Regions from separate parts of the Homo sapiens genome. Here region 1 is linked to region 2. Evidence: read pairs that join two places in POLR2A ChIA-PET (ENCODE). Cell type or tissue: OCI-LY7. All regions are shown on one strand.

What was found. Peaks named below come from ENCODE experiments on the same cell type or tissue, not always from the same donor. Only the 100,000 strongest peaks of a DNase experiment are listed, where the experiment ranks them.
Region 1: POLR2A ChIA-PET joins it to region 2 with 5 read pairs; 3 of 35 experiments call an interaction of 5 or more read pairs at or near these places.

What each region holds. Positions count from the first base shown.
Region 1 is chr10:93,337,654-93,340,153 of GRCh38, forward strand. MYOF (myoferlin) reads right to left here. Exons shown (of 54, transcript NM_013451.4): 39 at 2,500; 40 at 162-260. Among named protein-coding and RNA genes, the nearest start is that of MYOF, 140 kb to the right of the region's middle. In OCI-LY7, no CTCF peak of the experiment used is centred here; no DNase peak of the experiment used is centred here.
Region 2 is chr10:93,460,986-93,463,485 of GRCh38, forward strand. The region is part of intron 1 of MYOF (myoferlin); the gene reads right to left. Among named protein-coding and RNA genes, the nearest start is that of MYOF, 20 kb to the right of the region's middle. In OCI-LY7, CTCF peaks have their summits at 1,052 and 1,329; a DNase peak (open chromatin) is centred at 1,006; H3K4me3 peaks cover 434 bases; H3K27ac peaks cover 842 bases.

The sequences.
Region 1 (2,500 bases), 120 kb before region 2:
CCGAAACTCATGCAAGAGGGCTCTCCGGGAAGACAGAGGTTTTCCTGGGCCCTGCTCATTAGCACCCACCCAAGGGACCTTTTAGTCATCCTCTTAGCTCTGCCTGTGGCCAGTTTCAAAGGATGTTGATTCTCCACCCATAGCAGCATAGATCCAGGTACCTTGAGCTTGGAATAGCCTTTCTGAATATACTGTCCGCATTTTTCATGTTCCCCTGAGGAAGCATAAAATTTACTCCACCAGTCCACGATTTCTTCCTCCTAAAGACATGCCAAAATGGAAAAATCTTTAGTGATGTCCTGGATTTCCAATCGATGCAGGAAAATGCATTTGTAATAGTTAAGAAGAAATAGGTTCTTCTGACCCTGTTAAAAGTGAGATTATATGACTTTTGTTTACATGCACAATGGACAAAGCATTCACGACTCTCCTACTCAGAAGCTAGAGGTGAAATGGCCATTCTGGGCCGATGAAATGTGTTTGGCTTTAATGCCCACAATCATACTAGATAATGTTCTTATGTCTTTTACACACAGTCTATTAATTTGTTGGTTTTTACATTTTTATTCTATTGACTTCATATTTACATATACATATAAATTTAAAGAAAACCTCCAATATGTGTTTTCTACTATCTCATTTTCTTAGCCCTTTTAGCCAGTAATGCCTTGTAATACAATACTCACTAGCTAAAAATTGGAAAAACTGGTTTTAATTCAAGTTCCTTCCTTTATGTTATAAGCCATACCCTTATGTTTCAAGCTGTACTGGCTTGGGCAAGTTGTTTAACATCTCTGAGCATCAATTTCTTCATCCACTGAATGCAATAATAACACAATGGACAAAGCATTCACATGCTGCCTTCATCTACCTGCCTCCATGTACCTCCAAAAGTTGTTCTGGAAATCATATGGGATCTTTAGGAGAAAGAGCTTTGAAAATTATAAAACGTGAAACGAAAGGCAGGAGGCATCATGGTTCAGTTAGACCAGGGCTCCCAACCTATCCTAGGAGATGCAATCAGTCTGGGGTGAGACCAGGGCATCCAATAAGCTTTCAGAAGTTCCCCAGGAGAGTCCAATACGTAGACAGTGTTGGGAATCTCTGGTTTGAATGGGTAGTCCTTGGTTGGGCAGAAGGGACAGCATGTCAGAGTCACTTGTGGAATATTGTCAAACTATAGAAGGCCTCCCACTCAGATTTATAACAAGAATAGATTCTTATCAGACCCCCTCTTTGCTTATTTTAACCTACCTTGGAAATAATAACGCCAAAAAAAAAAACAAACAAAAAAACACAGAATGTCACCTGCAGTAGAGCCTCTTGGGGGAAAGGAAGAAGGGACAAGAAAGGCTACCACTTTTTTTTTTTTTTTTTTGAGACGGAGTCTCACTCTGTTGCCCAGCTGGAGTGCAGTGTCATGATCTCAGCTCACTGCAACCTCTGCCTTCTGGCTTCAAGCGATTCTCCTGCCTCAGCCTCCCGAGTAGCTGGCACTACAGGCATGTGCCACCATACGAGGCTACTTTTTGTATTTTTAGTAGAGATGGGGTTTCACCATATTGGCCAGGCTGGTCTCGAACTCCTGACCTCATGATCCGCTCACCTCAGCCTCCCAAAGTGCTGGGATTACAGGCGTGAGCCACCACTCCCGGCCTTAAAAGGCTACTTTTTATTCATGTTATATTATATGTTACATTATATGCTTCTTATTTGTGTGTGTGTGTGTGTGTGTGTGTGAATGCGTGTGTGTTACACATACTTACACAGAATTACTTCCCCTTTATGGGTCAGCAACCTACACATGGATTTAGTTCTTTTTTTAAATTTTGACAGAGTCTCGCTCTGTTGCCCAGGCTGGAGTACAGTGGTGCAATCTCAGCTCACTGCATTGCAACCTCCACCTCCCAGGTTCAAGTGATTCTCGTGCCTCAGCCTCCCGAAAATCTGGGATTACAAGCACTCACCACCACGCCTGGTGAATGTTTGTATTTTTAGTAGAGACAGGGTTTTGCATGTTGGCCAGGCTGATCTCGAACTCCTGGCCTCAAGTGATCTGCCTGCTTCAGCCTCCCAAAGTGCTGGGATTATAGGCGTGAGCCACTGTGCCCGGCCCCCCTAGATTTAGAAAAAAATTATTCCCAGGCTGGGCGCAGTGGCTCACGCCTGTAATCACAGCACTTTGGGAGGCTGAGGCGGGTGGATCACGAGGTCAGGAGATCGAGACCATCCTGGCTAACATGGTGAAACCCCGTCTCTACTAAAAATACAAAAAATTAGCCGGGCGAGGTGGTGGGCGCCTGTAGTTCCAGCTACGCGGGAGGCTGAGGCAGGAGAATGGCGTGAACCCCGGGGGGCGGAGCCTGCAGTGAGCCAAGATCGCGCCACTGCACTCCAGCCTGGGTGAAAGAGCGAGACTCCTTCTCAAAAAAAGAAAAGAAAAATTCTGGGCAGAAAATACATGAATCTTAAATGTAGCAAAATGTATACCATAGTTACC
Region 2 (2,500 bases):
TCGGGTGGCTGAGGCAGGAGAATCGCTTGAACCTGGGAGGCGGAAGTTGCAGTGAGCCTAGATCGCGCCATTGCACTCCAGCCTGGCAACAAGAGCAAAACTCCATCTAAGAAAAGAAAAGAAAAGAAATAGCACAAAGCTCCACCAGGCTTTTGCCTGTCTCATTCTCATCCTGAAGTTTCTTCCTGCCTGTCAGAGGGGGAATAAACAGAAATAATGACTGGTCAGCTCAGGCCAAGAGACCTCACAGCTCAGCCCACAGAAATGGTTCACTGAGTGAGTTCTTCCGCAAACATTAATCAGCTCCTTCATTCTTCCACCCAACAAATGTTTGTGAAATTGCCAGGCATTGAGCACTGTAGGAGACACAAAAATACCCAAGACATGGTTCCTGCCCTCAGGGGGTCTAGTGGGGAGAGGAAATGTGGCTATACGGGACTGATAGAGAAAGGACTTCAGTTGCTATCAGAGGGGTATCAATGCACAGAAAAATTCAGAGGAAAGAAAGGTGACTTCAGGCTGTGTGCACAGAAGATGCAGAGGCTGAGCTAGATGAGAATTCAAGGGCAAGGAGGGGTTGAAAATGTGGAGCCAGAAGACGAGCTCACTCCAGTAGACACAATAGGGTGGGTGGATCAGGCATGGAGGAGGGAGAACCAGTTATGTCACATCTGGGGACACTCCAGGACCCAACCAGCTGGAACCAAAGAGCATAGAACTGGGTAGGGGGCAAACGGGCTTTGTGGGAAGGTTATGGTCTCACTGTGAAGCCTCAAGTACCAGGCTAAGCTTCATTTGGCTGATATAAGTACTTAAAGGAGGAGGGTATTAGAAACTGGATTTTATAACTTCAAAATTTTATAACTCATGAGAAAAACCAAGTGGCCCAACAATTCTCCCAATGCATGTTCCTGAACACATGATTCAATTGTGTGTTGAAAACAAAGGGGAGTGGCTGAGTCCAGGCAGATGCCAGTTGACCACAGACCAGGTGGAGCTATTCAACCAGAACTTCCTGCAGCTCCTGGCACTCATTGTGTGAGGTTGATGCTAATGGCATTACCTCTAGGGGATGCTCACTGCAGGCTGGGCATTGCTAAGCCCCCCACCTTTTTTTTTTTTTGAGTTAGAGTCTCACTGTGTTGCCCAGGCTGGAGTGCAATGGCACGCTCTTTGCTCACTACAATCTCTCTCCTGCCTCAGCCTCCTGAGTAGCTAGGATTACAGGTGTGTGCCACCACACCCAGCTAATTTTTATATTTTTAGTAAAGACAGGGTTTCCCCATGTTGGCCAGGCTAGTCTCGAACTCCTGACCTCAAGTGATCCGCTCACCTCGGCCTCCCAAAGTGCTGGGATTACAGGCGTGAGACACCGTGCCCGGCCTGCTAAGCCCTTTACATGCATCATTTCATTGAATCCTCCTGGCAAGCCTATGACGTAGGCACTGTTTTATTATCCTCAGTTTGCAGAGAAGCAAAGAGAGCCCAGAATGGTTAGGTAACTTGCTCAAGATCACAGGGCTAGGACGAAGCCCTCTAACCAGGTCTAGTATGACTCCTGAGCCCATGCATTTAACCACTGCACCTCCCATTTCCCTAGCTAATAAGGAAAAACTAAGTGGCTGGCATTGGCTCCTACCCTTCTGGAGAAACCCAGCTCAATCTCTTTCAAGAAGGAGGCTCTGATGTTTATCAAAATGTGTATATGTTACATTTTATTGAAAACCTATTCTCACACATAAACACATCAGGCAAAAAAAAAAAAAGTAGATAAATTATTTTTCTTATCAGCAGCCAGTCACATATTTATATTAGTCAATTATTTTATTCTACCTCTGTAAAAATAAAAAAAAAAGGTTAAACCTGCAGGCACTGAACATCAAATTGAATTACAGGAAACTCCCTCCCCTTTCTCCACATTACCTACCCCCCAACCTGGCTCCTGCGTCTAATTTTATTAAGATGACTGTTTCTTCCTATGGAAAGCAATAAAATATTTTCAGCTCAGAACATAACAACTGACTCAAATGCAGAGCACACTCTGAGTGTGCTCAAGGGCTCAAGTCGTTCTTCAGGACATTTCCTGTTTTCCGATTAGCTACGCCTGCCTCTCACTCAGTTCTGCGGAGGTCACCACTGCAGTAATTAACCCCAATGCCAGCCTCCAAACAAGGTTTCCGGGAGAACTGAACAGCTCTCTTAGCCAAACCACCCGCCCTCTTGCGCGGAACCATTTCCTTTGCTGTTCACCTACCAGCCAGTGTGTCAGAACCTTATTGAAAAGGCCTGGCCCAGTGCGGTGCTTATACCTGTAATCCCAACATTTTGGAAGGCCAAGGCCAGAGGATCGCTTGAGTCCAGGAGTTCAAGACCAGCCTGGGCAACATAGTGAGACTTCGTCTCTACAAATTTTTTTTTTTTTTTTTTTTTTTGAGAGGGAGTCTCACTCTGTCGCCCAGGATCTAGTGCAGTGGTGCAATCTTGGCTCATTGCAACATCC